Linked DNA regions of Homo sapiens: region 1 is linked to region 2. A link is a contact called in ENCODE Hi-C or POLR2A ChIA-PET data. All regions are on one chromosome and are shown on one strand. The core of a region is the stretch at or near the end of the contact, and the rest is flanking DNA. Distances in the headings are between cores, read along the strand shown.

Region 1 (4,454 bases), core at 1,146-3,645, 350 kb before region 2:
TTACTTAAGGTCATATGGTGGAGCCGGAATTAAAAGTAGCGTCTTTCCTGCACTGTGTGGCCTCCTGGCACCTCAACCCTGGTCTTAGTGCCAAGGGAATGAGTGCCTTTGGCTTCTTTGATGAGTACTTTGATTATGACGAAGTCCAAGCCAGCTTCTGTCTTTGTTTGCACTTTGCTGGTCTGTGGTGGCTTTCTCCCCACCCCTGCTTTCCAGGCCTGGAGGTGGTGGTGAGGTGTGGTCATCTCCAGCCATGCCTGCCTCTATGTCCCATGGCATCACAAGGCATGCTGTCCTGTGACAGCTAGGGGATAGTCAACAGAAACAATAGAATATTTAGCCTTGATTGCTTGACCTAGTTTTGGTGGTGGTGTTTCAAGCAATGTGAGTATTATCAGGGGAAATCTTTCAGCCAACCCAGTGGGCTTTGTTAAATTAATTTAGGAACTCGTGTCACATTATTTCCTCCTCACTATTAGGCTAATAGATACCTGAAATATCAACAGAAAAATATACAGTTAACAGCTAGCATTTAGAGTTCACTTCCTCGTGCCATTTTTAAATGCTGTATAATTCTGTTAACAATATTATTTGTATCCCCATTTTCTGGATGAAAAGACTGAGGCACGGAGAGGTTAGGTAACTTGCCTGAATATTTGTATGTCTGGCAAGTGGCAGAGATGGGACTGAAAGCAAGTATTCTGGCTCCATGGTCCATGATCTGGGCCACTATGCTACATGTCCAGTTATTACTTTAATGCTTTAAGCCATAGTTGTCCAATCTGTCTTTCTTTGGTTCGGGGTTAGACTACGAATGAGTGTATCTGGGATGAAGAGCCTTTGGATTTTTTTTTTTTTTAAATGTAGTCCTAGGAGGAACTCTTCCCAGTCTGCTGGAGCTGTCTCTGAAAGGTACTATGTCATTTGGTTCAAAGTCTGTTCGGCTTTAATCCCTTGCTTGTATATATTCAGGCAATATGGGGAAGGAAAAATATGTTCATACCCAAAAAGTTTAGTAATGCTGCAAAATGCTAGATTTGGATTGACTCTGGCTCCATTTCAAGGACATGACAGTGCCTTGATCTTTGCTTTTGAAGCCTTCTTGTCAGCAACATTGGCAAGTACACCTTTGAAAATTTATATCTGAATTCTTGTGTTTTGAAAAAAAAAATGTTTGTTAGTGTTTCTCTTCTTGAACACTGGTTGATGCTTTGCCAACTAGTTAAAAGTCTGCAAATCTGAGTGCTGGCTGAGAAGCTAAGCTTGCTATAACTAGTTATCCCCAGATGGCCAGATTCTGTTATGTACCACTTTTATAGATGCTCAGTGGTTGCCTACATGGGGTTATGAGGTGTACTGTTCCACTTGTTTTTGCCAGGCATGCACAGTACATTATTTGATAGGCTGGGACAGATGGTATAGCTCAAATGAAAATGATGAGGGAGAAAAGAAAGTGAAAAAAAAATAGAAAAAGGGCATTTGATTTTCTAATTCACATTTCGGAAGTGAATTTTAGCGTCTGTGATTGACTAATAAATGCAGTGTTGCTGTAAGACTTGAATTCATGAACGTCTGTTTAAACAGCTATAACTGAGTAATCAGCAGGAAGCAACCTTTTCCTTCGTGGATGCTGTCCCAAACTTCATGGGGTCTCCTCCAGATCTGAAAATGTTTGGGCCATTGAAAGACATCAAAAATAGATCTGGATATTTCAGAGTATGATATACCACCACCAATACCAACCAAAACAGAAAAATCCCAATTATATTTTTAAACTGGAAGAGAGGGAGGGGAGGTGGTGAGGATACAGAGAGAGAGAGAGAGAGAGAGAGAAGAGAGAGCGAGCCTGGTAAAGTAGTGGTGATAAGGACAATTAATCAGTCTTCGTACAGCTGCTTCCTGACATTTCTGCAAATTGTTGTGGAAAAATTAATGAAGGTTAGATCAGTAATAGTTTCAAGCTTGGCCAGTGGAAAGTATGACAATGTTTCCATCAGCAATTAAATCGGGCTGCTTTCTTTTTTCTATAGGGGAAGTGGTATGATGTATGTTCCCCACAGGAAATGGAAAACGGCAGCTGAACTGTGTGTGAGCCCAGGTATGGAGGAGCATTTGGGAGTGCTCCAGCCGCCTCTCCTTGATTAGCACCACAGATTTGCATTTTTCTGCTGAAAGGATTTTGCTATACAACACGCCGAAATCCTTCCTTTAACAGAGAGTGAGAATCTTGGGATTTTATTGCACGGACATGGATGTACTGTGGATCTAAGCTTTGGGAGCCAGAAAGTGGAACTTATGACAAACAGAAAGTGAAACTCACCTATCTAATTTTATTTTTCAAGCTGAAGGTAGTTCAGTACAGGCCCTGTTCACATCCTGTGTAACCCTATGGGATTTTCCCCAGTATTAGTTAAAAATTTTCCCATAGGGTCACACAGGATGTGAATTAAAGTAAACACTTAACAAGCATGATGAAAAGGAAATTAGCTTTCTAAATGGTCCTTTCACTGTTAACATCCTGAATAGTTATTAGAAACATGGGAAAGGGTCACTTCGGTGTCTCCTTATCAAGTTGTTACCTTATAGTAGAATATATGAATCTTCTTCCCTGTTATATATGAAATGGATTTCCTTGTATGTGAAACTTAAATTTACAAAAGTATTTTTCCTTTTGGAAAACATTAAAAAGCTTAGCAGAAGTTTGTAGATTCTTGCTTCATAGCCTTTTCTGGGGTAGAGGTTTATAAACCCCTTTAAGATTCATAAAAGCTCCTGACTCTTTTCCCCAGGAAAATGCACATAGACACAACATTTTGCAACATTTTTGAAGTTTTGCATATCTCTTACATAGACCTTGAACCCCAAGCATTTTTCTTTTTTTCCCCTTTTTTCTTTTTTTAAAATTTGAGACAGGGTCTCACTCTGTTGCCCAGCCTGAAGAGCAGTGGAGTGATCATAGCTCATTGCATCCTGGGCTCAAGCAACCCTCCTGCCTCAGCCTCCCAAGTGGCTGGGACTACAGGTGCACACCACCATGCCCAGCTAATTTTTTCCTTCCTTCCTTCCCTCCTTCCCGCCCTCCCTCCCTCTCTCCCTTCTTCCCTGCCTCCCTTCTTTCCCTCCCTCCCTCCCTCCTTTCCTTTCTTCTGTCCTTCCTTCCTGACAGGTTCTTGCTATATTTCCCTGGCTGATCTTGAACTCCTGGCTTTAAGCAGTCCTCCTGTCTCGGCTGCCCAAAGTGTTGGGATTACAGGCTTGACCCACCTTGCCTGGTTCCTGGGCATTTTTTAATGGACTGGGTTTTAAAAGCTTTTTTTTTCTTTTCTTTTTCTTTTCTTTTTCTTTCTTTCTTTCTTTCTTTCTTTCTTTCTTTCTTTCTTTCTTTCTTTCTTTCTTTTCTTTCTTTCTTTTCTTTCTTTCTTTCTTTCTTTCTTTCTTGTCTCTCTCTCTTTCTTTTTTTTTTTGACAGAGTTTTACTCTGTCCCCCAGGCTAGAATGCAGTTGTGCAATCTTGACTCACTGCATCCTCCACCTCCTGGGTTCAAGAGATTCCCAGGCCTCACCCACCCAAGTAGCTGGGATTACAGGCATATGCCACCACGCCTGGCTAATTTTTTGTGGAGACGAAGCTTCATAATGTTGCCCAGGCTAGTCTTGAACTCCTGACCTCAAGTGATCCACCCGCTTTGGCCTCCCAAAGTGCTGGGATTACAGGCGTGAGCCACCGTGCCCGGCTTTAAAAGCGTTGTATGGGCAGATAGAAACTTACAGCTACAACCATAAACTGTTAATCATTATAAGTAAATATTTCGTAAGAGGTAATTTTTAGGAAACTTTAAGTGCAATAAAGATTATTTCACTTTTCCACCTAAAGAAGGCTTCCTTGCCTTTAGAAGGGAGCTTGTACATTGGACAAAACATACAAAGCTGTGTTTGAAGCTGGCTGTGTGGCATTCTAGCAGGTGACTTTAGTTGTCCTGCCTCAGATTCACCATGTCTAAAATGGTGGCAACAATGAGGTAATTTGTCACCTGTGTCTGGCAAATAATACATGCTTCATACACATCCCTTCCTTCCTCCTTTGAGATTTAGTTTATTTTTATTTTACTTGTTTTTTTTTTTTTTGAGACAGAGTCTCACTCTGTTGACCAGGCTGGAGTGCAGTGGCGTGATCTTGGCTCACTGCAACCTCCGCCTCCCAGGTTCAAGTGATTCTCCTGCCTCAGCCTCCCGGGTAGCTGGGATTACAGGCATGTGCCACCAGGCCCAGCTAATTTTTGTATTTTTAGTAGAGATGTTGGCCAGGCTGGTCTTGAACTCCTGACCTCAGGCTATCCCCCTGCTTCAGCCTCCCAAAGCGTTGGGAATTGCAGGTGTGAGCCATCCTACCCAGCCAAGATCTACTTTAAGTGTCACTTTCTTGCGCATCATTTTACAATTCTTCAAGGCAGATT
Region 2 (4,379 bases), core at 168-2,667:
ATGCAGGGGAGCCACAGCGTTCTCCACAGGCAACCTTCTCATTTCTGAGAGCATGTGCCAGAGGATGTTCACAGCGGAAACCTGGCTGAGTGTGTTTAAGGGCCCTGTAAAGCATGAAGATAATGTCATTATTCAGAGGCATCGTGTTGAAAAATATTGAAAATGCTTTAAAAGTCAGTTTCTCTTTGTTCTTAACAATTGACTATTCCAGTTTGTCATCATCTTCAGGATTTAGTTTTTTTTTGGTTGTTGTTGCTTTTGTTTTTTACCAAACAGTAATCACTTTTGAGGGTATTGCTATCTCACAATTAATTCAATGAACTTGAGGGATAATGAATATTCAGAGCTGAAAGGTGTTTACAAGATCACCCAGTCTGATAGTTTACAAACTGTGCTCTGAGGAAACCTAAGATTCTAGGGGAGAAAGGAGGAAACTCAAGAGGAAAACGTCTCTTTCAACTCTAGCATTTTCCTTTATTATTTTAGGTTTTGAACTTCTGAATAAGAGTCTTAAAAAGAAAAAAAGGAAAAAACATTCCCTTGGTAAAAATGCTTGAACTTACCTAGTCCAATGCCTTACTTTTTACATAAAAGTAATTAAATAATTTGCTTAAGATCCCACAAAGGGGTCAGTGATGGGGCAAGGACTGGCATTCTTAATCCCTGAATTTGTGATTTCGAGAATCAGTGTGGTACCACGGATAGAGAAAATATTGGTCAACAGACTTGGAGCTAATCATTACCAGTGTGTTTGGGCAAGTCACTTTGCCTTTTTAAAGTATCTTCATTTATAAGAGAATTTTGTTGTATTTTGTTTTCCTTCCTTCCTTTTGCTATAATATTTTCTCTCAGAAATGTGACTTTCAATGAATGAGGAGCAGTGAGATGAAATTTTAAAAGACAAGACTGGGACAATTCTCTCTTCTTAATTGTGCTTGCAAGTTTAGTTTAGCACCCTCCATTAGAGCAGCTTTTGTCTCTTTTATTAACTAATGCAACCCAGAAGACCCTTGCACTTAGTAGCAGATCCGTTAATATTTGTTTAGTAGCTAGGTCTACCAAGCTCCAAAAAATTGAATAAGCCATTTTGTTCTAAGGGATGCGCCACTGTTATTAATGCTGTACTGCCATCTTCTGGTCACATGAATAATTACAGTTGCATCCGTGAAAATGAAATCCTTCAGGAACTTGTTCCTTTTTTGTTTTTATATTGCAGTAATAGCATTTAGAGAAAAAAAATTGTGGGAATATCTTATTGTTGTTATAAGCAAATTTTAAAGGTGATCTTTTTAGAGTAGGAAACGTTTACATTTTCTGTGCAAAATGACAAAAGAAATATGTACCCTCACCTGAGAAAGCCAAGCAAGCCAGGGAGAAGAAAGGCTGGAAGCTAAGGAACAGAGGCACCGGGAGGTAAAAGGAACCAAACCCCGGCGCTGGGCGCCGCCCTGCGGACACTCCGGTCCTCAGCTAGAGGGAAGGGGAGACGGCTGGGCCTATGGCGAGGTGGAAATCCTTCCTCAGAGAACTTATGAACTGTGAGCTTGTGAGAGTCCAGAAACCCTGGGAAAATGCCAGGTCCACTAGCTATAGGCCTGGTTCTTCAAAAGCAAGATTTCCCTCACCATATTTTAAAATAAACCCTTGTGGGCCTTTTTTTTTTTCTTAGAAGCCAAGATACGTTGCTACAAAGTGAGATTTTCCTCTGGGCTACAATTGTGTCCTATAAAATATGGATTGTTCTAGAGAAACTCTAAGGCAATAACTTCGAAAACCATTACATCTGATAAGCATTTCTGCTTTCCTGTTCAAAAAGTGTCCTCCCAGCTGGGCGTAGTGGCTCACGCTTGTAATCCCAGCACTTTGGGAGGCCGAGGCGGGAGGATCACGAGGTCAAGAGATCGAGACCATCCTGGCCAACGTGGTGAAACCCCGTCTCTACTAAAAATACAAAAATTAGCCGGGCGTGGTGGCGCACACCTGTAGTCCCAGCTACTCGGGAGGCTGAGAGACAGGAGAATCGCTTGAACCCGGGAGGCAGAGTTTGCAGTGAGCCGAGATTGCACCACTGCACTCCAGCCTGGCGACAAAATGAGACTCCGTCTCAAAAAAAAAAAAAAAGTGTCCTCCCAACACCCCCCATCTAAGATAAAGTACCTGTGAAGAGGAGACCTTATATAACCCATCAGCAGATGTGATTAAAGACTTTAAGATGGGGGATCATCCTAGATGTGATTTAGGAGAGACCCATGTAATCGCAAGGATCCTTAGAAGAAGGGGCAGGCAGACCAAAATCAGAGACCTGCAATGTGACACTTGCAATGGAAATAGACTGGAATGATGTGGTCACCAGTCAAGGAATCTTGGCCACAGCTTCCAGGAGCTGGAAGTGGCCAAGGATGGATTCACACCTGGAGCCTCTAGAAGGACCAGCCATGTGGATGTCTTTATTTTAGACCTATGAGACTTCTTTCAAACTTCCGACTTTCAGAACTTTAGGAGAATAAATTTGTGCTGTTCTAAGTCGTCAGTTTTGTGGTAATTTGTTATGGTGGCAATAGAAAATGAATTGAGTCTTTAATCAATAAGGGTTGTTTTAACATAATCACCATGCTATTATCACACATCACAAAATTAATAATGCCTTAATACCATCAAATATCATATCCAAAGCTCCTTGATATTATGGTTCTAATCACCTTGTATTGTCATTACCTGCTTTCACCACTAGACCATGACATTATTAAGGTGTGGGGTTGATTCTATTCCGCAGTGGATCCCCTGCAGTGCCCAGATCATTGCATATAGTAGATGCTTAAAAAACCAGGGTAAATTGAAATGAATCACATCAATGATAGCTTCAGCGTGAAGTTTCTGAAAATTCAACTTCACTGTTATGACTACATATGTTAAGTCAATATAACGACAAAGTCATGAAGCTTTTCCTTTATGTTTTCTTCTAGGAGTTTTAAAAATTCATGTCTTATGTTTTAAGCCTTTAATCTATTTTTAGTTAATTTTTATGTATGGTTTAAGATAAGGGTTTAATTTCAGTTGATTGCATGTGGATATCCAGTTTTCCAATTTCCATTTGTTGAAGAGACTATCCTTCTCCTGTTGTATGTTCTTGGAATGCTTGTGAAGATCAGCTGACCATGGTGTGTGGGTGTATTTCTGGGTTCTCTATTCTGTTTTGTTCATCTGTATGTCCGTCTTTATGTCAGTACCATAATGTTTTGATTACTCTAGATTTGTATTTTGAAATCAGGAAATGTGATGCCTCCAGTTTTGTCCTTTCTCAAGATTGATTTGGCTATTCATGGTCTTTTATGGCTCTACATGAATTTTAAAATTGTATTTTCTATTGCTATAAAAATGCCATTTAGATTTTGTTAGGGATTACACTGAGTTGGTAGATTGCTTTGGGTAGTATGGACATTTTAACAATAATAGTAGCTCTTCTAATGCAGGCTGTCTTTCCATTTGTTTGTGTCTTAGCTTCTTTCATTCATGTTCTATAGTTTTCAGTATACATCCATTTCATCTCCTCAGCTAAGTTTATTCCTAGATATTTATTCTTTTTGGTGATAATGAAAATGGATTGTTTTTGTAATTTCCTTTTCAGATGGTTCATTGTTAATGTACAGAAAAGCAACTGATTTTTTTTCTTCTACCATAAGCTATTTCTTACTGGAAGGATAATTTTTAATTTTTTTTTATTTTTAATTTTTATTTATATTTTTAGAAACAGGGTCTCACTCTGTTGCCAAGGCTTCAGTGCAGTGGCACAATCAAAGCTCACTGCAGCCTCAAACTCCTAAGCTCCATCAATCCTCTTGCCTCAGCCTCCTGAGTAGCTGGGACTATAGGCCTGTGTCACCATGCCTGGCTAATATTTTATGTTTATTTTGTAGAGAAAGGGTTTTGCTTTGTGGCCCAGGCTGGTCTTGAACTCCTGGCCTCAAGGGATCCTCCCGCTTCAGCCTCCCAAAGTGCTGGGATTACAGGCATGAGCCACTGCACGTGGTCAGATATTTGTATGTTGATTTTGTATACTGCAACTTATTGAATTCATTTATTAGACAGTTTTTTATGGAGTCCTCAAGGTTTTCTCTATATAAGATCATGTCATTTGCAAACCAGGGCACTTTTACTTCTTTGTTGCTGATGTTGATGCCTTTTTATTTTTTTCTTGCCTAATTGCTCTGGCTAAGACTTTAATCTTGACAATGATTTCATGGATATGACAACAAAACCACAGGCAACAAAAGCAAAAATTAACAAGTGGAACTACATTAAACTAAAAAGCTCCTACCCAGCAAAGGAAGCAATCAACAGAGTGAAAAGGCAACCTACAAAATGGGATAAAATATTTGTAA

Evidence for each region. Hi-C counts contacts between places; a loop is a spot of excess contacts on that map. ChIA-PET counts read pairs that join two places held with the same protein, here RNA polymerase II (POLR2A). Pooled maps may share reads with other maps.
Region 1: a pooled map shows a loop between it and region 2 (3-fold over the local background). The contact joins two enhancer-like sites. A Hi-C loop is called at or near these places in 1 of 168 maps with a recorded cell type or tissue (K562) and 3 of 50 pooled maps. POLR2A ChIA-PET finds 5 or more read pairs at or near these places in 3 of 52 experiments (AG04450, HEK293 and naive thymus-derived CD4-positive, alpha-beta T cell).

What each region holds. Positions count from the first base shown.
Region 1 is chr6:142,817,677-142,822,130 of GRCh38, reverse strand. All of the region lies in intron 2 of HIVEP2 (HIVEP zinc finger 2), which reads left to right. Among named protein-coding and RNA genes, the nearest start is that of HIVEP2, 130 kb to the left of the region's middle. RefSeq lists an enhancer at 1,956-2,425. Within about 2 kb of position 2,395, at least 10 of the 41 ENCODE cell types and tissues checked have a DNase peak (open chromatin) inside an H3K27ac peak, as active enhancers do.
Region 2 is chr6:142,471,674-142,476,052 of GRCh38, reverse strand. No RefSeq gene overlaps it. Among named protein-coding and RNA genes, the nearest start is that of ADGRG6, 170 kb to the right of the region's middle. Within about 2 kb of position 1,417, at least 3 of the 41 ENCODE cell types and tissues checked have a DNase peak (open chromatin) inside an H3K27ac peak, as active enhancers do.